Linked DNA regions of Mus musculus: regions 1, 2, 3, 4, 5 and 6 are each linked to region 7. Evidence: chromatin loops called from intact Hi-C (ENCODE). Cell type or tissue: heart. All regions are shown on one strand.

Region 1 (4,000 bases), 390 kb after region 7:
TGCTAAGTATTTTTCTTGTGATTAGCCTTGGTGTGTGTGTGTGTCCGTCCGTCCGTGTGTCCTGCAGCCCATCTTGACAGGTACTTTGAGTAGACACCTCTGAGACCCTCGGCACCTGGCCAAGGCTGCTCTCTCTGAGACTTTGTTCACACTCCATGTTCTGTGCTGGGCTCTTTTGAGTGAAGTCGTTCTGTGCTAACCACACCTAAGGTTTAACTAAGGTTTAAAAGCTGTGTCTCTTCCAGGGCTGCCCCTTTACCTGTGGTTGGGAAGTCTGCATGAAGGATTGTCTCACTGCTGACCTGTTTAGTAAACCATCAGTGTGGATTCATGGGTGGTTGGTGTGTACACTGGACACCATGTCTTGAGGCAGTCTTACTGTGTAAACCAGGCTGGCTTAAGAGTTTTAGCAATCCTCCTGCCTCTGCCTTCTGAGTTGCTGGGATTGTAAGCACCACCATTCTTGGTGACACCATTTTTGTCCTCATAGCAAAAGATCTTAGGAGATTGCTGTGGGTATTTAATTAAGCCTACTAGACAAATGAAGACATGGCATTTTAGGCCAAACGCACCCGCCCAGCTAGCGGGAGACAGAAGCCAGATTTGAGATCAGACTCCCTAGAGCCTTGGCTGGAAACTGAAATTTCCCTGCCTAGCAATAGTTGTGAATCTGACCTTGAGCAGGTGAGGCTGTTGTGTAAACTGAGAGGGCCGACTGGTCAAGCCTCACCCTTCACAGCACCCGAGCAGGACAGAAGCGGTGGAGGTGCTGCTGGGTTGAGGACAGTCCCTGCCATCCCTGCAGTCCCTTGCACCTGCTCTCCAGAGCTTTTAGTGAGCACTAGGACTGTGGCCTTGTGTTTTCTAACCACGGCCCCCCACTCCTGCCGCTCCTCCCTCTTCTGGGGTGTGACAGTACTAGGGGAGGGGACAGCAGTGCTCTGATGGGAGGGAGATGGTCTGGCTAGGTAGCCAGGTTTGGTTATTTTAATTTTCCTCCCTTTCCCCAGCAAGGCCTGTGATTATTACATTAATCTTACAGGCGAAGTTTTTATGGCCCATCCCTTGTAGACTATGAGAAGTTTCTCCATCCATTGCCAGGCAGGGAGCAGACCCTGGTGGGGAGGAAGTATTTGTTACATCTTATCAGGCTGACACACAATCTAACAACAATTACAGCAGCCCCATTTTTCCCACTAGTTCAGCTCCAGCTTGAAAAATTGTTGTAATATTAAAGTCAGGCAGGATGGGGGCTGGTCACAGGAGGTGGCCACTATCCCAGCTCTGGGCCAGGCTCCTGGGAGCCTCTCCTTGAGCTCTTTGGTGGCTGCTCATTCCAGGTGCGGTGCCTTCTCCCAAAGCCAAGGCACTTCCTGGCCTCTGCTTTGCAGATACCTTACCCCTTCAACCCTAGCCCTTACCCTGGCCAACCCTAGACTGCCTCAGAGAATACTCGGGGTTTAAGAAGGGACAGCTTGCTTTCTCACACCAGAAGGTGGTAGGTCAACATGCCTAAGTATGGTAGCTAAGAAATGGAATTGCAGGCAGAGGGCGGGACTTACACCTTGTAGCCATCCATCTCCCTGACCCTGGGCCAGCCCTGATTGGGTCGCTGGCCACATGTCTGAAAGGCCCTGTCTTTGAGTGAGGAGCAGCAGCCAAGCTGGGATGTGAAACTCTCTGAGGCCACAGGCACTATGTGACTAGGGTTCAGATCAGAATGACCAGTTCCTGGCTCTTGTTGCTAGAGGTCAGAGTTTGTGAAACAGGCGCAAGCTGAGGTCTAGCCCTCCACGTTTGAATGCAGTTCTGTTTGTGCTCCATGCAGAAACAGGTCCTGCTATCCCCTGGAAAGGAGTAATGGTATTACCTAGTATCAGCCAGACAAGCCAGCTCTCCCATGGGACCCTGAGAGGTACACACCGTCCTCCCATCCCAAGAAGCAAGTGACCTGGGGATGCGGGTGACCTGCGGCAGGGCCCGGCAATGGAAGGCGCGGGCTGGCAGGGCTGGCAATCGCCCGCTGGTCCTGTCGCCCTCCCCGTCACTCGGCACCATGCGGTGATTAATGGCCGGGCCGAGCGCGCGTGCGGCCGTCAGCGCGATGGATGTGGCTGTCAGGCCGAGCGTCCGCGCTGACCCCCGGCCCCGGCCCGCGCGATCAATGGGCGGCGTGCGACGGGCGAAGGCTGGGCTGGCGCGATAAGATGGGCCGATGCGCGCCCGCCGATTGCCCGCTCCGTCACCCGCCGTCACCGGCGCCGTCACGCCGCCCGCGCGCGGGTCGGCGCCGTCAGCACGCGTGATTAATGGGGACGCGGGCGGGAGGTGCGGCCCAGACCCTTGCAAATACCCGCGGACCCCCGAGTGGCGTGGCTCGCAGCGCCCCCGTGTGGCTAGACACGCAGTCTGGGGGTGGAGGATGCTTGTGGGAAAACAATTGGGGTAGGCACATGGAGTTTGGCTTTATTATTATTACTATTATTATTGTTGTTGTTGAGCTTGGCGTCATCATCATCATCATCAAGTAGACCTGAACTCTCTATATAGACCAGGTGGCCTCGAACACAGGTTCCTCTGCCTGCCTCTTCCTTCCTAGTGCTGGGCTTATAGTGTACCCTTGGCAGGATAAAGTTTTGAGTGGATAGTTTTGTGTTAATTCTGAGCAGGGTGCAGAATTTGGACTGAATCAAAGGAGTATGCATGATAGTGTGTTCCACTTCGTGGTCCCTCTGTGCAAGCCACTTTACACTCAGTGTATTTCCTAGCTAGAGATGGCAGAGATTAGGAGGAAGGGGAGACTAGAGATGGGGAGGAAGGTGCTGTCAGTCTCAGGTTCAGCCTCTGCATTTCATAATGGCTGACCCTGTTCCCTCATCCTGAGTGATGTAGGAATGCCTGCATATCCTTGCTTAGAGTTCTGGTTTGCTTGTATTCTCTTTTAAAGCTTATATTCACAGAGTAAAATCCCTAAGCCACAAGTAGGCCACTGTGAGTGCTGACAAAGAGAATCTTCCTAACCCCTTGAGCAGAAGGAATAACGTCTACTCACTTCCTCCTTGGGCCCTAGCAACAAACTAAAGTCCACTAAAGACCAGGGACTTCCTTGGTCTTACAGAGCAAAGGGTAGAGTATGGGTGACCTTAAAGCAGCCACAATGGAAATGTGCACCTGGCAGGGATGGTGACTCCTCATGGCTGTATAGATGGAGCCTCTTCCCTAATACCTTCCCACCTGTTTTCTAGCCCCTCTTGGAGGCCCCGATGCCAAGTCAGTAGAATTAGGGCAGGATGACATTCAACTTATTGGGTCGGTTGGCTGAGTACCCAGGGGAGGGGGCCTATGACATTCTCTGGCCTCCCCTTGAAAGAAGGAAGGTCACCAGTCAACAATCCCACCCGTGAAGATCCTGGGCAAGTGGGTCCAGCCCAACTGAAGATGGAGGCAGTTTGTCTTGGAGGCAGTCTCGGACAACAGCTGCTTCTGGCCCACTTCGTTCAGAACAGTGTATGGCTATCCACCATCTACTTATTCATGACTGCTCATGTTTGCTTGGGCTCTCCCATTTCCCATGCATGTAAGACTAGGAGAGGACATGAACATTTAGTTCCAAAGGGATTGCTAGAGCTTTCCAAATGCATTGTCATGTCCTTGCCCACTGCCCCCCATCCGGTGTCTGTCATGCTCTGTCTCAATCTGTTTGTGTGTGTGTATGCACATATAAGGGGGAGGGGAATACAGGTTCTCACTGTGTAGTGTAGTCTGGGCTGACCTGGAACTAAGACCAGCCTGCCTCTCCATCTGGAGCAGCGGGATTAACAGTGTACATCACCACACCAGGCTCCTCCTTGCCTACTCTGAACACGAACAGTAATGGACACAATTGCTTTTGGTATTTCCCTCCAATGTATCTTAGGGACTTTTCTGATGTAGTCCACACCCATACTCTCCACTATAGTGACAGTAGCCGGGGCTGGCCCAAAACTGTCACCCCTCTGAT
Region 2 (4,000 bases), 750 kb after region 7:
AACTGTGTTTATGACAGTACCAAAATAGGCCTTTAATAGGTGATTAATAAGGGCCGGAGCTTCACCTCCTGGGCGGCTTAGTGTCATGATCAAGGGGTAAATGTCACAGAGCAGCTCAGGACCATGAGACCCAAAGGTCTCACAGATGTGCCTTTCTACTGTGGAGGTCTGGCTTCCAGAACCTTCCAATCCTACTGTAGAAAGCGGCTAAAACTGGATAAAATGGCAGCTATTGTTTATCTCTAGCGTTGGGAATGAGCTGATCTTGCTTTAACTCCACCTCAAGCTTGCTGACGGCATGGCTACATCCACACCACACCCCTCCTCACTTTGTTGTGTCTGCTCTTCTGGAGAGACACAGACCTGAAGAGCAGCTGAGACAACTCAGTTCCTCAGACATGGGGTGTAGGACTCTGACTCCTTGAGTGAGAGCAGAAGCCAGCAATGGTGGTGAGTGACACAGTACCCATTGGGTCTTCTAAATATCTGCCTCCCTTCCCATTGCCAGTGTGGACCCTAACTCTATTCCCACCTCATCCCTCTTACAGTAACGCACAGCAGGCACTGCGAGGAAACTGAGTTTAGGGGCTGCTAATGGCATGCAGAGACACAACTGCTGGCAGGTGGACTGGGAAATGGGTACCTTCACCCACCACTGGCCCAGAGTGTGAGGTGGCGTGGGACACCAGCTCCATGTTACCTGCCAGGCTACACACCATGGACAGGGCACTAGCAGCACCATAGCTGCCAGCATCTGCTCATGGACAGCATGCATGACTGTCCCCTATTGAGCTGGGTAGTGAGGGACGGTCATCTAGCAACCAGGCAGATAGGTGAAAAAGAGCTTTTGTGGCCAATGGGATGGGAAGAATCAGGTGTAGAGGCTGGAGGAGCAGGTTTGAGCCAGTGCCAGTTAGAATAGGATTCTAGGGGCAGTGCTAGAGTCACAGGTGAGCCCCTGAGTAGTTCATCCACTCAGCTCTGCCAGGCAGAAAAGGAAGTGGGGCTGTACTATGGAGACCAGTTTCTGGTGGGCTGGAAATATAAGCTATGTTCTATATAACTGGGGTTCACCCAGGAGTGTTTGCCCAGAAAGATGGAGTCATGTGGTATAAAATGGCAAGACACAAAAGGGGAGGGGAAGGCCACAACAAGTACACAGTTAAGAGGCCAACAGTTAAGGTTGCCTGCCTGTGTCTTCCCTTCCTTGTGAGGACTGTGCTAACATCACTTGGTGAGACAAAGATGAGAAGACAGTAAGCCAAGCGAGCCATATTGAGAGCTAGAAACCATGACAGGGCTTGAACTTAGCAGATGATGGTGAGACTTCTTATCATGAGGCCTGCAGTAGCCCAGGGAGGAGAGACATCCCTTCCCTGGACTCAGACTCTGCTGCGACCCCAGGAGTCAGTCCCAGGCACTTCTGCTGCTCTCCTACCCACTGCCTGCCTGCCTCTGCCCCAGTGGGAAGATCCAGAGAGAGGCACAGAGCATCAGACTGCCCCTTTAGGACAGAGGGCTGAACTGTTGGGATGATGAGTCACCTACCCGGGAAGAGGAGATGAAGCCCCCTGGTGGTTTAGATGAGAATGTCCCCATAAACTCCTGTTTGAACACTTGGTCCCCAGATGATGGCACTGTTTTGGGAAGTTGTGAAACCTTTAGGAGGCAGAGCCTAGCTGGAGGAAGGGAGTTGTTAGGGGTAGGCTTGGAGGCTTCCTTTCTGATCTCTATTTTCTGTTCCTCTAAGATGTGAGCAGGTAAGGTGTGCCCGACGCACGCTATTGTTGCCATGGAGCTGCCCGCCATCACATCTTACCCAGCCATGGTGGGCTCTATCCTCTTTAACTCTGAGCCCAAAGAGACCCTTCTACCTTTAAGTTGCTTCTCGTCTGGTGTTTAATCACAATAACAAGAAAAGTCACTGATATGGGTTTCTACCTCTCACCAACATTGCAGTTACTAAATATAAAAGTATAAAAGCACAGGAGAATAGCAGAATAGAGATATCTCAGGGAGGAAAAAACTTCTTAAACAAACAAACAAACAAGCATTTCCAAGGGTCTGGATCAATGGCTCAGCAGTTAAAAACACTGGCTGCTCTTTCACAGGATTCGGGTTAGATTTCTAGAATTCACATGGACAGATCACTGCCTCCTGTACCTCTAGTTCCGGGGGAGATGATGCCCTCTTCTGGATGGCCTGGGCACTGCACACAGATAGTACACATAAACAACCAGCCACACACACAGCATGTAAATAAACACATTCTTTAAAACTTAAAAAAACCAAATGACAGACTGTAAAAATGTCTCTGTTTATAAGTGACAGAGACATATTTTCTTTCTTCTATATAAAAACTGTACAGTGGCAGAAATAAAAAGAATGCTTCAGCAGGAAGAAGCATGACAGTGGTGACAGTGACAGCCATCTGCAGAGCACTTCTCACGGCCAAATGTTGTGCTGGGTGCTGGGAACACATCCCTCCCTGCAAGGTGAGGACCCCCACCTATCCTAGGTGAGACTTGGCCTCATTCTTTAGCCTTGCACTGTTCACTGATGTCAGTTGCTGCTAGTGGGCAGGGCTGGAACTATAGAATCTGCCTTCTCTCCACTACCCCATGCTTCAAGTCCAAAATGAAAACTGTATTTTATTTATTTTCACTTTATGTGCATGAATGTTGTGCCTACATATATGTATGTGCATCACTTTCATGCCTGCTGGGTCCTCTGGACCTGGGAATTATAGATGGTTGGTTATGAGCCACCATATGGGTGCTGGGAATCAAACCTGGGTCCTCTTGAAGAACAACCAGTACTCTAAACCACTGAGCTATCTCTCCAACCCTGAAAACTATAGTTGATATTTCTATAAGTAAAATATTTTGCTTAGAATGTGTTATATAGGGGCTGGTGAGATGGCTCAGAGGGTAAGAGCACCCGACTGCTCTTCCGAAGGTCCAAAGTTCAAATCCCAGCAACCACATGGTGGCTCACAACCATCCACAACAAGATCTGACTCCCTCTTCTGGAGTGTCTGAGGACAGCTACAGTGTACTTACATATATTAATAAAATAAATCTAAAAAAAAAAGAATGTGTTATATAATTTATGTTCAGAATATATACATGTACATATATAGATTTAATTATACATATATATTAATATATACTTTATTTACATTAAGCTTTCTAGGCTACTACCAAAGACCATTATAATTTTCCTATCAAACTGAGCAAAATCTTCCCCTTGACGGATTCTAGGGATGGAAGCCAGGCCTTTGTGTATGGCCAGGATGGCAACTCTACCTTCATGCCTCATCTCCAGACCCTGGCTTTCTTGAGACTGGGTCTTGCTAGTCTAGGTTGGCATCCACTGCATCAGCTTCCCGCACACAAGGAATGCTTAGGCCATTGCACTTGGCTAATGGAACTCGGCGGTGGGAAACGTCCCAGGCCCCACAACTGGGTACCTCTGGTGAGTGCATGCTGGAGTCCCTCTGGGGGTCACAGTGGGGATGCTAACAGAGCCTTTGTAAAGACCCACACACTTGATAGCAGAGCTGTTCCACTTGCCTTCCAACTGTCTAAAGCTCTCCTCTACCACTGCCCTAGGCTGACTTGATCAGCCACAGCCCTGGGCTCCCATGGCCCTGTCTCTGACAGGCTACTTGGTGAGAGGAAGAACAGGACATTGAGGCACCTGGAGATGGGACACTGGATGTGGAGTGGAAAGGAGATGGTTGCCAGAGATGTCACCTTCCAGTCCTTTGTACCCAAGGGTGGTGACATGCATCTGTGGCCTGGATTCCTAAGGATCAGCCCACATCCTGCCAGACTTTTGCAAATCCACTGCCTTATTTCTTGGGGGCTATTTGGGTTCCCTGCCTTCTGTTCCTGGGTGGGATGCTTGACCTAGTGATTTCATTCTAGCCATTATACCAGGACACCTAATAGCCAGGGCAGTGCAAAAAGGTATGAGGTCATTTGCTGCTGCAACT
Region 3 (4,000 bases), 320 kb after region 7:
ACAAGAAAGTCGACTGACCTCAAGACCCAAACAGAAAACTGTCTCAAAATTTCACCACAAGCAATGCTTACGGAGGGAACTCTACTATAAGGGAACTCGTCAGAACAATGACTCTATCTACATTCCAGACAGAACAGCACCCAGACCATTCTCTCAGAGATACACTCTATCTCTGTCAGCATGTGTCTCTGGTGCACCCACATATTGCTTGTTACAGGGGTCTCACTCATTTTGCTCCCTCTGAGCTGACAGAGACGGAACAAACACACAGCCTAGCTGGAAGTGACCACCTAGAACATGGGTCTCATTCCTAATTGCTAGCCCTACTATGGAAGTGAAAGGACGAAGCCACCCAGAGCCACACAAAAACAACTTCTCATCCCTGACAAATGAGCTTCTTTTGTAAACGAAAGGCTCCAGCATTTTTCAAAAATTCTGTTCCTAGAAAAAAATGTTTGGTGAGCCTCTTTTACAAACCTGATGCAGCAAAACCTTTCTTTTAGACTCAGACCTAACTAGAAGTCATGTGGGTCACAGAAAAACCTGTGAGTGGCCACCCACTAACACTGCACTCAGTGCTGTGACATTCACATTTAAACTAGAAGTCATAGATCAATTAAAGACCACAGGGGATGTCATATCCCTCCTCAACTACTTATGTGGCACCACTCTTACAGACATACTCCCTTTGGATTACATAAGACTAGAAGAAGACGTCTGATTCTATACAGGGCTCAGCCTGGAACTGCCTGTCTCCTTGATTGCTGTCAGGGGACTGAAGTGGTGGACAGCCCTTTGCATCTGGGTCTCACTATGCTTTGTTGTGAGATGATCAAGGCATCAAGTAAATGAGCAATATGGGAAGACCTGGCTTGTCTCCAGTCAAAAATGCTATCCTTGTCTCTATCCTCCTGTCTTATAGCACCCACTACTCCTGACACTCAAGCTGGTCAAGCCTCGGCTCTGTGCATGAGCTTTAAGAGCATGCTCCTGATACAGTCGTCCTATGCAAGACAACTGCCTCCACCTGGGGTGCACGGGCAGCTCAAAAGCCCAGGTGGTTCCCATGGGGATGCCAAGACAAGCTATGGCCATCCTATGCCTTTCCTCCTTTTGTTTCCTCAAGCTGCTGCCATCTGTAGCATTTCATCAGTGAGTGACACCAACATCCTAAAAACACCTGAGATCAGGAGGTGACTGAGGACAGGAAGGGGCTCCCAGTTCTGTAGCAGCTGAAATCTGGTGGGGGCAAGAACTGCATTCCAGCATGTGTCCTGCTGGTCCAAAGGTTTCAGCAGAAGAGTACCATGGAAGAACTGAAAACGGGAAAATCATTATTTAAAAAAAAAAAAGGCATAGTCAATCAATCCCGGGACACCAGGATGCAGGGGAGCCACCTTACAGAATGCAGGGAGCCACCTTACAGAATGCAGGGAGCCACCTTACAGAATGCAGGGAGCCACCTTACAGAATGCAGGGAGCCACCTTACAGAATGCAGGGAGCCACCTTACGGGGGAAGGCAGAATAAAAGAAACAGGGCGGACTGCTGACGTACACACCTTCAAACGCTTCAAAAGTTAAGGCAGATAAGCTTTACATTGATGTGAAAAGGGGAGAAAATACATTTGACCTCTTGCTCCAAACAAAAATCTGCCCATCTGGTTTTTAATTAGGAAGCCGGTGTTTTGCTTCTGTGACACTGTGTAACCTCTGCTAGTGTTGTACAAGACTTGCAACCATATTTTCATTGATTTAAAAAAAAATTAAAAATAAACATTGAAAGAAACAATATTTTTCTTTTTAGGAAAAAGAAGGCTAACAAGCAGCAAAGTTTTGAAGGAGTTGTGTATTTAAAGGCATATATGAGAACTCATCACAACCTTGACTTACAGTTTATTTTGTCTTGACTACATCTGAGGTCATTCTAACTCTGCTGACCTGTGAACCAGCACATGATCGCCCGTCTGAGACTGCAAGCAAACACTGCCCTCTTGTGCACCAACAGCTCTAATCAGCACAGGGTGTGTCTACCCACACCTAGTGGATGGCGGCGTACTGAGTAGAGCTGGGTCTCCCAGCCTAGGGACTTGTCAGGAAAAGGATGACACACATCTGTTACCAGAGTGTTTGCTGTGCATCCCCAGATTGCCTTCTGAGGCAGATTTTGAGATAAGAAGAAGGAAGCTCCAACTGGAGAAATCAGACCTAATGCAATAGATTCTCATGGTTCCTAGAAAACACTCACTCTTCAAAAAGCTGCTGGTTATCATGGGAACTTTTATTATGCACTTTAAAAAACTTTGAGAAATGATTGATGAACTTGCAATAATAAGTAAGTAGCACTTCCATTTACTTAAGAAGTCTGCACAAGGGAAGGAAACCCATTAGGTTCCAGAGGAGAAAAGAATCCCTCAGGTTACAGTTGCTCTAGTGACTCCCCCAAAGCAGACACAATCACTTCCTGGAGACCAAGCTGGAATCTCAAGAGAGCTCTGAAGTCAGTTACTATTCCCCTGTTTTAAGGAAAGGGAACTAGGGATGTGGCTCAGAGGCGGGGCGTTTGCCAGATCCTAGGTTCAATTCCCAATACGGCAACAAAAATAACACAAAGAACTTAAGAAAAGGGCAGAAGACACCTGTGCTAATTTAAAGCCAGTAACTCCTGCTCAGCAGCAAGCTCAGGGGAACAAGCTTCTCTGAAGTCAGTTTGCAGTTCTGTTCCAAACAACAGATCATCAGAACGTCAGCACCCACTCTTCCACCTCACGGGCACAGCTTGGAGACCAAACCATAGCAACCTCAGTTCTCCTGAAAAGGCAAAATCTGTCCCTTCCTGACCCTGTGTGTTATCTTTCACCCAGGACATCCTGCAGGAGGGGTGGTGGGAACATCAAGGGCAGTATGCTCAAGGAGACTAGCAAAGTATGGCCAGCTCCGTGACTGGATGGATGCCTTACTTGACATCTCTACTGTCCACTCAGGACTGCTATCTTCCCACCCTGTAACTGGAGCCTGAGATGCCAGTGTGCCAGTGTACCACTGGTCACACTACAGAACAGTGGAACTGGCTAACTACTGCCATGCCAGAATTGCCTGCCAACCCTATTTCCACCTCAGCCCATTGCTCTACTACAGGAAAGTAGTACAGAGTGTTCCCAGTACACAGGAGGCCTGAGATTCGATTCTCCAATACTACAATAAAAACATTAAAATTTTAAGAAAAGGGCAGGAAACACCCACATGAATCTGAGGCCTGGTAACAGAAACCGGCAGGACTAAGGACACATAAAAGCCAGTAAAGAAAACCTGGTATGGCCAACCACCTGTAGAGGGCTAGTGTGAATGTCTCTCTGTGTCCATGGATCACAATATACCATTGCTTGTCCTCCAGCAAAACCAGGGCTAACAGAATCCAAGTGTGCATATCTGTCCAAAGATAGCCATGACTGCCTACCACCCCCTCTCCCCATTACAGACCAGCCCAACCTGCCCTCCTCAGAGCCACTGCAGGCGCTGCTCCTCTGACATGTAGTATCCATCCCCAACTCACCAGTCACAGGCCCCACACTTTTCCAGAATTTACTTTCAATCCTACTGCCTCAGGAAGGTGTAAGGGAGATACCCCAAAGCCAACAGTCCTGTACTGTCCTTGGTACTGACCATAACTCACAATCTTTATGGTTTTGTTACTTCCTAATACCTGCCTCCCACCTGTCTGGGAGGCTAGGGTAACTTCTGCCTTCCTTGCATGCAGATCTCTTAGGGACTGCTAAATGAACTTGATAACATGATGATGAAACTCTTTCTGTGTCATCAAACTTACAGAATAAGGTCACCTAGCCCTACCTTTAGGATATTAAGAAGCCCAAGGAAAGAAATAAAGCCAAGAAGTCAGGCAAGGAGGTTTTGCAGCCTGCAAGCCTGCTTCAAATGACACATGACAAGTAAGGTCTGGTCTCAATCACCATATGTTCATGAAACCAGCAGCAAAGCCCACAA
Region 4 (4,000 bases), 130 kb after region 7:
CCCAGTGGTGCTCCCAGACCTGGACTCTGACAGTTCCACCAAGCCAGGAGGGTTCCAGCACACATTCACATGTGTGCGTGCATGTATTGTGACGTCTCTGAAAGGATGCTGCCAGGGGAGCTCTCTCCACTCTGTGTGCCTGGCTGTGCATACTGTGGATACAGGGCAATGGCTGCCAGTAGCCTCCAGGGCTGCTGTGTTGCAGAATGTGCCTGGTCCATGCTCATGCCTGGGACCCCGTGTGAGCATGTGTGATGCGCTGGCATGCTGGCCCACTCGGTGGCACTCCAGGGCTGGCCTGGGCCTGGAAGGATTTCACCTAAGTGTCTCTTTCAGTCAGACTGTCCAGAGCCTCAGACCTGAACCCCAGAGCCAGGAGCCAGGCTGCCCATGTAAGGTGGGGGGAGGTGGGGGCCTTTGTCCCTTTCTGAAGTGACAAGAGACACACAAAAGGGCTTTTAATTAAATCAAAGGAGGGGGAAATGGGCCAGCCAGGCTGCTATTATGTTACCAAATGTGAAAATGAAAACTTATTTTAAAGCTCTGGTATTAATTTGAGATTATTCAGATAGTTAATTAAAAGTGCAGCATGTGTTAAATATTATTTCAACAGAGATTATCATCGGCCTCATGTAAGGCGATCTCGGGCCTGGGGAGCCCTACGCAAACGCTGGGCGCCGAGGGTGAGGCAGGCCCCACAGGGGAGCTGGTGGCAGGCAGCACACATTGAGGGACAGGGTTCCACAGGGTACAAAACTCAGTTCTTGCTCCTGGTAGGTGAACCTCAGCAAATCCCCAATTTTCAAGCTTTGGGGGCTCAGGAAACCGTCAGGTGGTGATTGGGCCAGTCAGCTGGCCAGCGTAAAAAAAAAACTCCCTAAATCCTCTTTGGGGACAGTAGCCACAGACTTGCACCTTGCAGGCTAGCACATTTGCAGGGGTGCAGGCCGGGGCATGGCAGGGATGAGCTCAGGGGTACATATATGGGCATATATATGCAGGGCATACAGGACCATGTGCAGAGACATGAGCTCAGGTGTTAGTGGGGGAGTGTGCGCAGGTATGGGACCGTGGGGGTGGGGGGTGTTTTTGGGCTGCATGTGAATGCAGGTTTCCTCCTCTGTTGCAGCCTTCCCTTGTGTACTCCTGACAGACAGCTTCCCACCTTGTCACCTGTGTCCTTGTGTTGCTCACCTGGCCTGGGCTGATGCTGTGTGCTCCTGTGTGCTGTGGGCAGGTTATACCTCTGCTTCCGAACAGCTGGCTGTGGTGGGACCATTCCATGGGAGGAAAACGGTCTCAGAGATGGGTCACTCAGGCCCAGGAATGAATCAGAGTGGAATTTTAAAATGTAAATAGCTACATTTTAAACAAACAGAAAGTGGATTTTAGCACAGGACATACACACACACACACACACACACACACACACACACACACACATGCATTTGTGCACCTTCTTTTTCTACTGGCCTCTGTGTCCAGCTATATGGGGCCCTAGCACTAGTGATTCCATGGGGACCCGGCAGGTCCCGGGCTGCTGCCAGAAGCTTGGTACCTTGAGTTCTTCCTGTTCTCCCCCACTCTGGCTCATGTCCCTGGTTCTTTACCCAGAGTCTCAGAGATATCCTTGGGCCCGCAGCCCTGTGCTCAGCTCTCCTCCGTGTCCCGCTTAACAATCCGGAGGCTGGGCCGTGCCTGCCCTCTGTCGGAGCCCAGGGGCAGGGCAGTGCAGGCGCTCACCACCCGACTGCCAGCTGTCCGTGCTCCACCGAATCCAGCAGCGAGCTGTGACTCGGTCACCAATGTGCTTAGACAGTTCCCGTGCTTCAGCTCGCTAGCTCTTACCCAACAGAAAGTGACTTGTGCCAACAGGTGCTCAAAGAGGGCCAGTGACCAGGACAGGGACACAAAAGGATTCTCGAGGAGGGAAGAAGGGAGGAGGGAGCACACAAATCTGGTGCACTTCTCTGAGCCTTATGGGGTCCGAGCCCTGGCTCTCTCCTTCTTCTTCTGTCCTTGTTGAGTCTCTGAGTGTTTCTGTCGTGTCCGGGGTTGCTGTGAGGATTAGACAGCTTGGGGCCAGGATCCGGTGGCTTCTTCTGCCCTGCCCAAGACTGACAAACAAAATCCATAGTCATCCCCAAGAAGATGGGGGTGAGGTGGGGCTTGCCATAGGAGGGGTGGAGTGGTGGGCACAGGGGTGACACCAATGTCAGGGAGGCCCAGGGGTTCCTCTGTGGCCAGCTATGTGTATCCATGTATCTGGGAGAACTGCAGCTCAGTGCAGGTGTGTGTGTGTTGGGGGGTGGGAGGCTCTGCAGCAGACCAGGGCAGGTGTGTGTGGGGGGGCTCTGCAGCAGGTCAGGGCAGGTGTGTGGGGCTCTGCAGCAGGCCAGGGCAGGTATGGGAGGCTCTGCAGCAGGCCAGGGCAGGTGTGGGGCTCTGTGTTTTTGTACAGCTGTGCCATTTTTCTCAGTAAGAATGATACAGATTTAAATAACCACAAAACAACCTTACTGCAAGACCAGCATTTCATTGTAGATGCCCAAGGCCTCATCTCTGGGAGCAGGGTGCCGCAAAGCCTCAGGTGCCAGGACTGTGTGAGCCCAGAACTAAGTGGTACAGGGTGGGGTGGGGGGTGGGGTACAGCACTGTGGTGTAGCCACCCAGCACAGGCTTAGACTGCCTCTGCCTGCCTGCAGCCATTGCTAGCCTGAGCCCCAAGCCTGGGTATCACAAACTCACCCTAGCTCAGCCAGCTCTGGATATATATATATATATATATATATATATATATACACTCTGGACAGATATATATATATATGCAGAGAGAGAGAGAGAGAGAGAGAGAGAGAGAGAGAGAGAGAGAGAGAGAGAGACTCACTGAAACTGGGGCTCCCTTACTTCACTAGACTGGATGGCCAGCAAGTTCCAAGGCTCCTTCTCTTTCTGTCTCTGCCCTCCCCAGCACTGGTGTTACAGGTACACGCTGCCTTGCCCATCTGTTTACCTGGGTACATGGAATCAGAACTTAGGTACTCACGGTTTCACCGCGAGCACTTTACTACGTCATTTCTCTACATCACACCTTTATGGTTAAATTATATTCCATTATGTGGATAGATTATATTTCATAAATCTACCTGCCTGTTAATGGATATATGGGGGCTGGCCTCCGGAGCTGGCTGTGAAAAACATTGCCATGATAGCCACATGTGAGTTTGTATGTGGATATGTTTTCAGTTCTCTTGGGTGTATACCTAAGACTAAGATTGTTAGGTTCTATGTTAATTTCTTTTCTTTGAAACAAGGCCTCCTCATTCTGTAGCCCAGACTGCCTTCAACCTCACAGGGCTGCTCCTCTCTCAGCCTCCTCAGCACAGGCCTCACAGGTGTGCACTAAGCCCGGTTCTTATTTCATTTTCTCCAGTGCCTGGAAGGAGCCCAGAACCTTGCTGGTCAGTGAGCTACACTCCAGCTCTGTTTTTGTTTTTGTTTTTCAAAGCTTTATTGAGACACCATTCCCATAATACTTTTCAGGGCCAGCAAGATGGCTCAGTGGGTAGGGTTGCTTGCTACCAAGTCGGACAGCCTGAGTTTGATCTCTGGGACTTACATTGTAAGGAGAGAATAAATAACCTGTAAGTTGTCTCCATGTACCTATACCATGGCACACTGTTGGGTGTGGACACACACACACACACACACACACACACACACACACACACACACCAGTGAAAATGTTCAGAGTGTCCAATCTCTGGGCCCTAATGTGTTCACATAGTTGAGTGCACACTACCTCAGTAAATTCTAATACATTCTTGTCACCCTGAAAAGAAACTTAGCCCTCTCCCAGCACCCCCTTCCACTACCTCCAGCATCACCTTCTGATCTCCCCACTTGTTCTGGACAGCTCACACACACACTGCATGATATTCCAGGCTGCGGTACTTTCATGGTTCACCTGTGCTCCTGGGGCTTTCTGCCAACTGGGCAG
Region 5 (4,000 bases), 370 kb after region 7:
TGAATTTGCTCTTTGTTCTCAGGCAATTCTTACTGGTAGATTTGGTAGAAGAGGTAGCAACTCCAGCAGATCTTACAGTTCTGTTTATGACCAGACCCTACTGCTGCGGTTAAGACTGGGCTGTGACTCGTGGTGGCCTATTTGACTATGGATAACATCTTGTAAGGCCTGAAACCATCTTCCTGTTTGGAGAGGACTGAGACTGCGTGTGATTGAAGGCAACGTCACACAGGGCCATAAGACAGGGTCATTCACAGAGCACAACATAGGAATATTTGCATATGAAAACTCCTGTCGTCCCAGGCTCCCAAATCTGCTAGACTTGAGTTCTAGTGGGAGCTGGACATCGGGTTGGGAGGATGAGCAATAAGGCAGGGTGGGGCGTGTGAGGAGGTCATGGCCTTCCTGTGCACAACCCACTTGGGGTTAGCCAAACAACTTTAGGGAAAGCTGCCAGTTCTGTGGCCTTTAGGTGTGTTTGTTCCTGTTTTAGATGATGTAACTGAAGCTGGAATGGGGCCAGGGCCTGCTGGGGCCTCACAGTTGGGGAAACAGGTGTAGGGTGGGTTTGGGTGGAAGTCCGAGCTCAGAGCGGGAGCTATTTGCTGGTGCTGACCCTGCCATCCCACATCTAGATAAACTTCGAGGGGAGATCAACAAAGTGGTGAACAAATACATTGACCAGGGTGTGGCCGAGCTGGTCCCTGGAGTGCTTTTTGTCGATGAGGTCCACATGCTGGATATCGAGTGCTTTACCTACCTGCACCGAGCCCTGGAGTCCTCCATCGCCCCCATTGTCATCTTTGCATCCAACCGAGGCAACTGTGTCATCAGGTAGGGCCTCACGCCTGCTCCAAGGCTTCCCACCTTCCTTCTGAACGAGTGTTCTCCTTGGTTCGCATGCCTGCATGCCATGAGGCAGATGGGGAAGAAGCAAGGATGTGTCTTGGGTTGTTCTGATGAGGAAGGTCTTCCCAGGGGTCTTTTGGGCTATGGAGTGTGCGAAGTAATGGTCGCATAGGGGCTGGTCTTTAGTGGGATGTCATGAGCTAGCTAACTTCCTGTCTCCTGCAGAGGGATAGGTATTGCTAGCTTCACTTCAGGTGAGGGAACTGAATGGTGTAACTCTTCCCACCCCAGACCTTTCTTGAGAGGTTCAGTAGAGCCCTGGAGAGTGGGTCTTCGTACAGTCTCTCCTGTGTTAATACAGCCCCAATGCTGGGGTGGAGGGGTTTTCCAGACTCACTTTTTCCTAAGTACTCTGAGCCTGAGCTGCAGAGAATGTACCAGCTTTTGTCTGAGGCCCATGTCAGGTTCTCATGTGCGGTTTTAGTGCCCTAGAGGTTTTCTGTGGTCCTGTGGGACAGTCAGGGCTGGTCTCTGCAGTGCTGGGATGTAAAGGGCTTCTTTTCAAGCCCACAGCTGTTCCAAGAGACAGTGCCCTGGGGCTGTGTGATCTTGACAGTGGTCACTGGAGACACTATGGTCCTATGGCCCTCGAGTATTCAGGACAGCCGAAGCCACCCAGACTGCTGGCTTGCCTGTCCATGATGGTGGACCATATAGAATGCCACTGGCCCTTGCTGGAGAAACTTAGTCTACACACTGAGATTGTCCACACCGGGTGCTGGTGGCCCTGGGGAGTAAGTAGTCTGGTATTTGCTGTGAGCGTAGTGCATTACAACAGCAGCCACCCTCAGTTGTGTCCCCTATGCACTCTAGTTGGGATATGTTTATGGTTCAAGTGTAGATGGTGGCATTGTGTGTTCTGGCACCCCGTGATGCCATCTGGATAGGAACATATCACAGGTGTGTCCTGTAGTCTTGGGGAAGCTGCTGTGCCAGGTCCAGGCCGGCTGCTGGGGAGACTCAGGGCCCCCAGTCAGCGTCTATAGACTCCATGTGGGCCTGGCTCCGGAAGCCTGGCACCTGTGGCTCTGCTGGACACTTGCTTTCTTGCACAGCTTCATCTGGGCTCAGTATGGACACATGGTGCCCCCTGCTGGGAGCTCTGCCAACAGAGCTAACTGAAACCAGCGGGTGCCAACAGAGGCTGGCAGCTCTTGGACCCCGTTGCCAGGGCTTTCTCAAGAGGAAGGAGCCCTTGATCCCAGCCTGCTTGTGAGAACCAAGCTCTAGCCAGCTGCATGAACTCTACAGAGTGGGTTGGTGCTGAGTACCAGCTCCGTCGTGCTGACATCATCCGCAGGAGACCCACCACACTGCTGCTCCCATTGACTTGGGCAAGCAGGGCCTGGGCTCTCACCACGTAGGCATGTGGCTTGGATTTGGGTGAAGACTGAGCTCCAGAGTACACTAGTGTGGTTAGGATGCTAAAAGTCAGAACTTTAGGAATATCTACACAGTGTGACAATCTGTAACAAGTCGTCATAGCCTTCTCCCTGGAGGAGCTGCCAACCTCTTGCACCATCAGCATTATATCTGACATGTTGAGGGCTTGCTCCTTGTCAGGGTTCTAAAGTCTGTATGAGCCCCTATGGAGTGGTGTCAGGACACCCTGCCACCCAAGGACAGATGAGGCTGTCTCCCGGTGGTAGACTGCAAGCCGCAAGGGCTGCCACTTAGCTTGCTGGAAAGCCCACATGATGCCCTCAACCCAGCTGGGCAGTGAGTAGGTATAAAGTGTTGCATGGCATGGTGCAGAGCTGGCCTCAGGGGACACTAGGCTCCCTAGGTTGACCTTAGACGTCTAATCTTCCTGCTTTTCAACTTGTGGGGTTACAGATGTGCCCAGTTTCTGTTTTGCTTGTTTGCCTTTACTCTTGAGTAGTAAATTATTATGTACATCAATAATGTTTGAACATTACATGAATGTATTTGAGTATTTTCTACTATTCTTTGGGTAGTCTTAATCAATTTTTTTGGCAGTCTTTTGACACAGTTTAAAATTTTTATTCAAAACTCTTAATCTTTAGGGTAGGAGTTCAGCTCAGTGGAGCACTTACCTTGCATGTATAAGTCCTTGGTCTTCAGCCCCTGCCCCCAGGAACAAATTCCAGGCTACTTTGAAGTGCAGTCTGCCTGCTTTGTGCTTTGTTCTTACATAAGGAGCACTGTCTAACCTGAGACCACAGGCACATGCCTTTGTTTTCTCCCAAGAATTTATAATTCGGCTCTGGGTTTGTAAGTCAATTGGGATTAATTTTGAGCATGGTCAAAGAAGGGCCGATTCTACATCTAGACATAGATATAGATGTCCAGCTGTCATAGAGCCATTTGTTGAGATGACTGTCCTTGCATGCATTTGTATGCACCACATATGTGTGTACAAGTGCCATGGAGGTCAGAGGATGTTGGATCCCCTGGGACAGTTACAGGAGGTTGTGAGTCCCTGGTAGTGGTGCTGGAAACCTAACTTGGGTCCTCTGGAAGAGCAGTAGGATCTTTTACTTAGCGAGCCTCTCCTCAGCCCAGAATGACCATTTTTCTTACCAAGTTGCATTGCAGCCAAGCATACGGCTGCCCTTTAGAAATGTCTCATTGTGTCTACTGGGCCAGCCAGGCTCAGGCACGTGTCAGGGAACTGCCCATTAAATTGCCCAGGTGTTTACCACATTCTTAGTTGTCTCTGTCATTATGGATTACAGAGAGTAGCAGGCACTGATCCTCCATCAAGTGCATTGTTACCTGTGAACATTTGGTGATATCTGTAGACGGTTTTATTTCTCATGACTCAATGCTGTGGGTGTCACACAGCATCTCACAGTGCATACGACAGCCTCTGACAGAACATGAGGGGTCTAGGAGTCAACAGTGGCCCAGTACAAGAGCCCAGAGTTTCCAATGGAAGAGTGTTAAAGAGGGGGTGCGTCACTTGCTCAAGCACAAGCTATGTTTCCAGAGGCCCTGCCTTATCTCTGCAGAGGCGCCATACTTAAGCTCAAGGAGCATTGCCCTGTGGGCTCACACCCCGGACTGTCTGCCTGGAAGCCCACTATCCAAAATCCATTCCTTAACAAATCTGTGATAAGGTGTGGCC
Region 6 (4,000 bases), 210 kb after region 7:
GCAGATGTCAGGAGGCTGGGGTGCTCTACCCTGCATGCACAGGAACACTCAGAAATCAACTGCCAAGTGTGAAAGAGTCCAGGGCCAAGGCTGCAAGTGGCAGCCCTGTCACTCACTACCCCAGGGGCTGGGGAGCTGAAGTCTTCCTTGGCCAGGAACAGATACTTTTCAGCTTAACAGACACAGCCCCTGCTTATGGCAGGACGGAGAAAAGTAGGAGAACCAGTGTCTTCCCCAGCTCAGATTAGAGACACTGAGGTGAGCTCTAATTTTGTCATCCTGCTTACAGGCTCAGCACACCAAGTCCAAGGTTATGGGTTACTCATGGCTCTGCTTCCTAGGCTCTCAAGCACAGTGGCCAGAGGCATGGAGATAATGGTGGCACCTGCTTTTCTTCCTGAGAACTGCAGAGCAGACAGGCCCCTCCTTCTGTTCTGTTATGACTTCATTAAACTGCACAGGGTGTGTGTGACTAGAAAACAACCAATCCTCTGTTGTTTTCTACTTCCTTTCTCAAGTATGTTGACTTTAAATGGATGGATGGTGTAAAAACCTGAAAAGGATGGCACATGAGTAGAACCCCAGAATGTGGAGGTGGCATCTCAGCAAGTCAGGCTAGGCCAGGTAGGGAAGTCAGACAGGATGAGGCCCAGGGCAGCTGCCAGGCTGTCCTGAGAAAAGCCTGAGAGGAGCAGATACTTCTCTGGCTGGAAGCAAAGCTCTCTGTTGGTCCTGATGGGTCTTATCTCCTTGCAACTGGCCACTTGTGTTTTTTTCTAACTCTACTTTAGGTCTCTTAAAACCTGAGCATCCATTTGAACCTTACGGCTGGAGAGTCACAATAACTTCTGGCTGGAACCAATAGCTACTGGCAGCTTTTTATAAATCCATCTACAGCCACTCACTGGTTATATAACCCATGCACATATCCTCTATGAACCTCAGTTTCTCCTTTTGCTACATAGTGGGTATGGAGGTTATCTGCATGGACCCAGACAGATGATCGCTAAGGGCCCTCCTTCCTTTCCGCATCCTGTATGTTGACCCTTGCCCTTTAATGCTGCTGCTGGGCTTTCCCATCTCTTTACTTGTAGTTCCCAGCCAGGATCTCCATCCCTTTCTTCTTGCCCTGTTCCCTGATTAGCTGCTAAGCCCCACCATGTGATACTAGGCCCACTCTGTCAACCTTACCTCTCTCTACTTGTGATGGCTACCACCTGGAATTCCGGTTCTCTGCAAACCTTGGACTAAGACAATCCCAACAATAAGTGAAAAGCTGTTATACAATCTCCCATGACCAGACCTGGTTCAGTCCTTGGTGAGTACTTGTGAGAAAGTGATAGAAAGAAAAAACCCAAATGCTGCATAGCCTGGTTCCCAGGTAAAGGCAGACTGTTCTTGAGCTCCTGGGCACAAGCCCCCAGCTGACATCTGTCAGAATGGCCCATCCATAACCACTGACAGGCCAAGGGAGCTCAGAAGAACAAAACAAAAGCTAGGCCTCTCTGCTTTCCTAGCTACCTACAGAGCCTATGCAGGCAGCGTGTGCCACAAACAGTTAAGGAATTAAGCTACTTGCTCCATCTAACCCCAGACAACAGTTTAATCTGCCACAGAGCCAGTGAGTTTGAATAGCATGGTGTGTCATGCACTCCTACAGTGGGAGTCACACAGGGTCACTGGGTACATGTCTGCCGCACTAACCAGTCCAGGGGTAGGTAGGAGAGAAGCATGGTCCCGTCAACAGGGCAAGGCCAGCTGCTGTCAGTGCAGCTCTGTTCGTTAGAGGAGACCCAGGGTGATGTGCAAGGCCAGGTTTTCAGCCAAGCTGCCATGGCTGCACTTACAGAGTGGGGACTCTTCTCAGCCTGACCCTTCCTATTAGATCCTCTGTGGCGCAGATACAGCATACTTCCTGCCTGTCCTAACTGCACATGAAACTCAGCCATGTCTCAGGGCGGGTTTCTAGTCGCTGGTGTGGGGGTAACGTAACAGAAAGAAGACTCTCTGTTACGAACGAAAACCCAGGGCACGGCCAATAAAGCAGCCATGTAGCCTGTGGGAACCAGGCCTGACTTTCAATGAACTTCCTTCGACTAAGCCCTGAGTCCTTCCTTCTCATATAAACCTTAATATATGACCACAGAGAAGAAGCCAAGAAAAAGCCTTGGCCACTCCTCAGCCCCAGGGAGCCACGCCTTTTCTTTACCTGCAGCACACTGTCTTGGCCCCAAGAGTAAGGGACTCTGGACTGGATTTCATTTTTCTCCAAGTCTCTGGCTCCATCTACTGTCTCTGAACGCGACACAGAACTGAGGCTAGAAACACTGTCCGGAGTGCTCTAGAGCTGAGGTAAAGCTTGGAGGGCAGCACAGGAGACGCCTGCATGTGGCCAAGCTACATTCCAGGCAGCAGATCCGCCCCCACTCGAGGAGCCTGGGAGGGTTGCAAGGTACTGGCCAGAAGGCTGTTTGCTTGACCTTTGAGCCCACTGCAGTCTGCTTCCAATTAAGCACAAAATAAGTCTAGTTACCAGGTTACATTATGTGCCATAGTTCACCTCAAAAGCCAGAAATACAGGGTGACCTGGAATCCACCCACAGTGCTATGGCTGCTGCTAACAGAAACAACAAATAAAGACTTGGGAATTAGGGACCCCTGAGGTAAGTGTGAATCATAGCTTAGCAAATCACTGCTTCAACTGTGTTACCTTGGGAGAGTCGCCATCCTGAGCCTTAGTTTCATTGCCTGTCAGAGAGTAAGAATTAACTAAAAGGCCGGTGTTATCCAAAGCAGGTGAGAAAACATGAAATAGGGAGCGCAAGTCCTGGCGACTCCAAAGGCTTTAAAACTACCCATCTTACAGACAGGAACACTTGGGAAAAGTGTGGGGGGACTTTAAAAACTGTATAGACAAAGAATTCCTTAAAGACCCGAGAGAAAGAGCCTAGAACCTGAGATGAGAAACTCCTCCTTAACCAGTTGCACAGGTAAAGGACCCCAGGGGCATCTGGGAAGTAGCAGTTCTCAGTGGAGAGCACCTAAGGTGGTGCTGATGGATCTCTGAGGAGAGGTTGTGAGACCCTCCCAGGGTAAGAAAGGGACATGAAGCCCAGGGAGGCAGAGTGAAGTGGAGGCATGGTGGCATATTCAGTCAGAATACAAATAATGGTAGGCTTGGCATCGTGTACAAAAGGGAATTGTTAAAGCCAACACTGCATAAACAAAATTTAAAAGGAAAAGCGGCAGATGAATGCCAGGCGTTGTTACATATAATCCAAGCACTTGTGAAGTAGAGGCAGGCATATCTTTGTGATTTTTGAGGCCATCTTGGCTACATAGTGAATTCCAGGGCATCCAGGGCTACATAATACAAACACATTTAAAAACAGACAACAGAAGCAGGGCAGTGGTGGGCACACACCTCTAGTCCAGCACTCAGGAGGCAGAGGTAGATCAGTCTAGTCTACACAGGGAGTTCCAACTTGATAATAGAGAAATCCTGTCTCAAAAAGACCAAAATAAAACAAAATAGACAACAGGCCATTTTTCAGGAAAACATGTTACCAAACTGATAGGAGGGACTGAAATAAAAAAGACCAGAGTACCACCCTTCCCTCCAATACTGAGTTCAGATGCTTGCAGAGACAAGCTCCCTTCCTCCTCTAAGGAGCAGACAAAACACAGAGGAAAGTGGGCAAGCTCTTCCTCTGAAGTCTTCTGTTCATATGACACCATAACTTGACAGAAGTGTCAACCATATATCTCAATTATGAATGCTAACATAAATATCTTAAAAGTATTCAAAATTACAATCCAAATATTAAAAAGAATGACAGGTAACTAAGCAGCATCTATTCTGTTATGCACTACTAGAGAACCCAGCACATTAGTAGAACAAAAGATTAAAAATCATCCTAAATAATATTATAAAGATTCCTGGTAAATTTCTATAGTGCTTGTTGACTTAAAAAATAAGTAGAAATTTTCCTTATTTCAA
Region 7 (4,000 bases):
TACGTTGGAATACTCAGAGCAAATGCAGCAAATGCAGGCAGTTCATCATTCACCCGTGACGCGTGTGACCAGGTAAGAACACCTCTCTGGCTTCCCTCTTGTCCACCTCCCAGTCCCCGGCGGAGGGACCCCTTCCCTCTTTTTTTTTTTTTTTTTTTTTTTTTTTTGGTCTTTCGAGACAGGGTTTCTCTATATAGCCCTGGCTGTCCTGGAGCTCACTTTGTAGACCAGGCTGGCCTCGAACTCAGAAATCCGCCTGCCTCTGCCTCCCGAGTGCTGGGATCAAAGGCGTGCGCCACCACGCCCGGCCCCCTTCCCTCTTTTGCATCCTCCCTGACTCCTGGATTGAAGAGAATGAACGGGAGCTAGAAGTCATGCAGGGCTGTTCCTGGGGCGCAGGGCAGTGATTGTTCGTGGGTGACATAAATCTCTTTAAGGACACAGAGCTGCGTCTAGACTGTGTGCTCTCCACTGACCGGTCTCTCACCGTCATGGGTCACTTTCTTGGATTTTTGCTGCATTTGAGCTTTACACAGTTTTCCTCCCTCACCCCTCTCTCTGAGACAGTCTCATGTATCACAGGTGAGCCTTGTATTCAAGATGTCGTTGAAGATGACCTTGAACTGCTGATTCTCCTGCCTCCACCTCCCAAGTTTTGAGATTACAGGTGTGTAATGCCATGTCTGGTTTTCACTGTTTTCTCTCCATATTAGTCAATCAATCAATCAATCAGTGCTAGACAGGATCTCATTTTGCAGCCCTGGCTGGCCTGGAACTCTATTTGCTGTTTGTTTTTTGAGACAAGATTTCTCAGTGAATCCCTGGCTGTCCTGGAACTTGCTCTGTAGACTTGGTTGGCCTCAAACTCAAAGATCCTCTTGCCTCTGTCTCCCTAAAGGTAGATGTCACCACCTCCCAGCTTGGCCCGAAACTCTTACAGAGCAGGCCGGCCTCAAACAGAGATGGCCTCAAACCTTTGCCATCTTCCCTAACCCAACCCCTGTGGCATTAAGGGCACTCGCTAGCATGTCTGGCTGCCAAGCTTTCTTAAAGGTGGGTGTGGGGGCTATTTACAAAGGTTTGGAAAATAAACCCTCACTAGGAAGCAAATAGAAAGGTAGGGTTGGGTTAGGTGGGATGCTGCAGCTGTCTTCCGGGACCTGTAGCCTTGGCAAAGTCATCCAACCGCTAGGAACTTTGTTTCCATCTTTAAAATGCAATAATGTTTGTTCCTTAGAGTGGTGTGAGCCTGAAATGAGTCTGCCAGTGGGGTGGCTCCTTTGGTGGTGGCAGTCCCAGCTGGGTAACAGGAACACACTACAGTGCTAATGATAAGAAGATGCAGCCTGGCAGCTCACAGAGCACTGGTGTCCTCCAGCCCCCAGCAGAGGACTGGGGTCCTCTATGCCTCTCTGCACAGTGACATGTGGGGACTGCTCTGGACATTTTCTAGATCAGGGATGTAGAGCAACTTTGAGTTTTGTCTGTAGAAGAGAATAATCTCTTGTTTTGAGGTCACAGAGCAGGTAGCAGGCACTCAATGAAGGCTGTAGCCCCTGGAATGTACCACAGCACTGCGGGGCAGCACCTCTGGCTGCTCTGGTTGTTTTGTGCATGTGGCCTATCCCTTGATTTTCTTGTTGCAAAGTGAATTGGTGTCTCTGGCCCCAGGGCACAGGGTCAGGGAAGAGCTGGGTTTCACCTTGCTATATGGGGTTCGGGTAGGGGTTGAATTGGAGCCTTGTAGCCACTAGAGGGCACTCCAAACCCTGCAAATCCACCCCTGCTTGGGCCTCAGGGTGGACAGAGGGTGGGTGTCTGCATGCAGAGATGGAAGGAGCCTGGATACTGGGGCCTCTCACCCTTCGTCCCTGTTTTGCCCACGTTGGCTGTGGGTGGCCTTGCTGGCCTCACGCTCTGATCTGACGTAGGCTCATCCTGAGATCCAGCGCAGAGGGCTCCGGTGAGGATCAGGGATGAGTGAGGCCCCAGACAGTCACCTTGTTGACAGGTTCACATTCTAGGTTTGGGCCCTTACACCACTGGTTCCTTTCTGACTTCTTCCTGGTGCAGGGATGGGACCCAGAGCTTGGGTGCACTAGGGTACTGAAGCACAGCCCAGCCCCCATTAGTTCCTGCCAGCTACACCCCCTGCAATCATCAGAGTAGAAGTTGTTATTGAGGACACCAGGGAACACTGAGAATGAGAAAGAGCTGAAGAGCTGAAGCCCTCAGCCCTTGCTGTCAGGTACCTATGAGGGCTCTGCACAGCAACAACAACAGAAAGCCAAAATTCATAAAACAAAACAAAATATGCTCTCTGAACCCCCAAGACAGAAAACAGTGGTAGGTCACAAACAGGATCTGTGTGATCAAGAAAGCAGGGGACCCATCTGACTGGGTCAGCACCCCCCCCCCGGGGATTCTGGGTAATCACTGGGGGTTGGGTCCATGGGGGCCAGAATGTTCTGCTGGCCTTGGGCATCAGAGGCAGCAGCCGATAAGTCGAGACTAGGGTTGATGGGCCAGCAGACCACGGTGGCTCTTTGATCCTTGGAGTGATTTACTCAGCAGGAATATGTATGTCACATGAGAGGCTTGTCCTCCCAAGCCTGGCTGCTGGGACAAAGCTGCCCTTTCCTCTTTCCTAGGCTAGCCCGACTCCATGTGGGGTTGTGGGGTCCTAGGTGGCTGTGGTCAGCTCATGAATGGTATGTCAGGAGCTCCAGAGAGCGAGTCCGTGGGAGGTGAGCTGAGTGCTCCAGTGAACAGGCATCCAAGCACAGAGGGCCAACGGAGCAAGACAGGACCCGGGCCTCGGCCCTCACCCTGCTCCACTGGAAGACTCTGGTGGCTGGTTGGGGCCCAGTATGAGTGGGGCCCCCATGAGTGTATGGAGAAGGCCTACCCGGCGTGAAGCTTTCTGTCTCCACACCCAAGCTTATACTTCATCTGCTATCACCTCCCTCCTCCTCTGTCCTTTGGGCCCATTGCAGCACTCCTCTGTAGGCTCCAGGAGGTGCACATGTGTTTTCAATTGTAAAAACAATGCATGCTCATAGCAAGCCTTCAAACTGTCCAGAAGGCACAGAAAAGAGAGCGGAAGCCCCACCTTCCTCCCACTCTCCTACCCACCTAGAGCTTTCTTAGTGGATTCCCTGGAGGGTTTCGTTTTAACTGTATGTCTCTGTGCTCTGCTCCACATCAGCTCCCGTGGCCTGGGCCAGACCCAGATCCACACAGCATGCATTGAAGATGTTGCACAGGATGGCTATGGAGGGGAGGTGTGTGTGACATACAGAGAGAGAGACAGAGAGAGAGTCAGAGAGAGAGAGAGACAGAGAGAGAGAGAGACAGAGAGAATGAGAGACAGTGAGAGAATGTGTGTATGCACGTGTGTGAGTGTGTATGTGTGTGTGTGTGAGAGAGAGTATGTGTGTGTGTATGTGAGTATGTATGTGTGTGTGAGAGAGACAGAGACATAGAGACAGAGTGAGAGAGTATGTATATGCACATGTATGAGTGTGTATGTGTGTGAGAGAGTGAGAATGTGTGAGTGTGTGTATGTATGTGTGTGAACGTGTGTGTGTGTGTGTGTGTGTGTGAATGAGTATGTGTGTGCCTCTCCTTCTTTCCCAATGAGGTTCCTCCCAGCAGCTGAATCTTCCCTGTATGACATTCTGTTAACATTATTACAAGTTAAATTCAGGACGGAATGTGACAGCATATATGTATAATTCCAGAACTGGGGAAGTGGAGGCAGGAGGATTAAGAAGAGTTCAAGAGCATCTTTGACTACTTGTTGAGTTTGAGACTAACCTGGGTTACATAGGACTCTGCCTCAAAACATCAGGTCAAATTAAAACAAAACAAAAGAAATAAAAAAATCAACTTGAATTCAAAGCTGCATATATAGAGTGGCGTAGGCCTGTTGTCCTCGGAAGGAGAGCAAGGCCATTCTGGACTCCAGAATGAAACTCTGTTTCAAAGAAATAAAATC

What was found. Peaks named below come from ENCODE experiments on the same cell type or tissue, not always from the same donor. Only the 100,000 strongest peaks of a DNase experiment are listed, where the experiment ranks them.
Region 1: it touches region 7 in a loop (10-fold over the local background); 21 of 42 quality-filtered maps call a loop at or near these places.
Region 2: a loop joins it to region 7, with 2.7 times the contacts of the local background. A loop is called at or near these places in 3 of 42 quality-filtered maps.
Region 3: a loop joins it to region 7, with 5 times the contacts of the local background. A loop is called at or near these places in 11 of 42 quality-filtered maps.
Region 4: it touches region 7 in a loop (6-fold over the local background); 11 of 42 quality-filtered maps call a loop at or near these places.
Region 5: a loop joins it to region 7, with 4 times the contacts of the local background. A loop is called at or near these places in 15 of 42 quality-filtered maps.
Region 6: a loop joins it to region 7, with 12 times the contacts of the local background. A loop is called at or near these places in 12 of 42 quality-filtered maps.

What each region holds. Positions count from the first base shown.
Region 1 is chr6:88,497,987-88,501,986 of GRCm38, forward strand. No RefSeq gene overlaps it. Among named protein-coding and RNA genes, the nearest start is that of Gm46965, 8.4 kb to the left of the region's middle. In heart, a CTCF peak has its summit at 2,402 (motif pointing left); a DNase peak (open chromatin) is centred at 2,375; H3K4me3 peaks cover 1,357 bases; H3K27ac peaks cover 1,440 bases; H3K27me3 peaks cover 398 bases.
Region 2 is chr6:88,859,577-88,863,576 of GRCm38, forward strand. The region is part of intron 2 of Podxl2 (podocalyxin-like 2); the gene reads right to left. Among named protein-coding and RNA genes, the nearest start is that of Podxl2, 13 kb to the right of the region's middle. In heart, a CTCF peak has its summit at 1,586; a DNase peak (open chromatin) is centred at 1,505; H3K27ac peaks cover 436 bases.
Region 3 is chr6:88,429,406-88,433,405 of GRCm38, forward strand. The region is part of intron 1 of Eefsec (eukaryotic elongation factor, selenocysteine-tRNA-specific); the gene reads right to left. Among named protein-coding and RNA genes, the nearest start is that of Eefsec, 15 kb to the right of the region's middle. In heart, a CTCF peak has its summit at 2,006 (motif pointing left); a DNase peak (open chromatin) is centred at 2,006.
Region 4 is chr6:88,241,070-88,245,069 of GRCm38, forward strand. No RefSeq gene overlaps it. Among named protein-coding and RNA genes, the nearest start is that of Dnajb8, 21 kb to the left of the region's middle. In heart, a CTCF peak has its summit at 1,721; a DNase peak (open chromatin) is centred at 1,711; H3K27me3 peaks cover 3,391 bases.
Region 5 is chr6:88,485,078-88,489,077 of GRCm38, forward strand. It overlaps Ruvbl1 (RuvB-like protein 1), which reads left to right. Exons shown (of 11, transcript NM_019685.3): 8 at 636-834. Among named protein-coding and RNA genes, the nearest start is that of Gm46965, 4.5 kb to the right of the region's middle. In heart, a CTCF peak has its summit at 1,998 (motif pointing left); DNase peaks (open chromatin) are centred at 494 and 2,024.
Region 6 is chr6:88,319,715-88,323,714 of GRCm38, forward strand. The region is part of intron 4 of Eefsec (eukaryotic elongation factor, selenocysteine-tRNA-specific); the gene reads right to left. Among named protein-coding and RNA genes, the nearest start is that of Dnajb8, 99 kb to the left of the region's middle. In heart, a CTCF peak has its summit at 2,292 (motif pointing left); no DNase peak of the experiment used is centred here; H3K27ac peaks cover 316 bases.
Region 7 is chr6:88,111,560-88,115,559 of GRCm38, forward strand. No RefSeq gene overlaps it. Among named protein-coding and RNA genes, the nearest start is that of Mir6376, 9.3 kb to the left of the region's middle. In heart, a CTCF peak has its summit at 1,748 (motif pointing right); a DNase peak (open chromatin) is centred at 1,752; H3K27ac peaks cover 388 bases; H3K27me3 peaks cover 931 bases.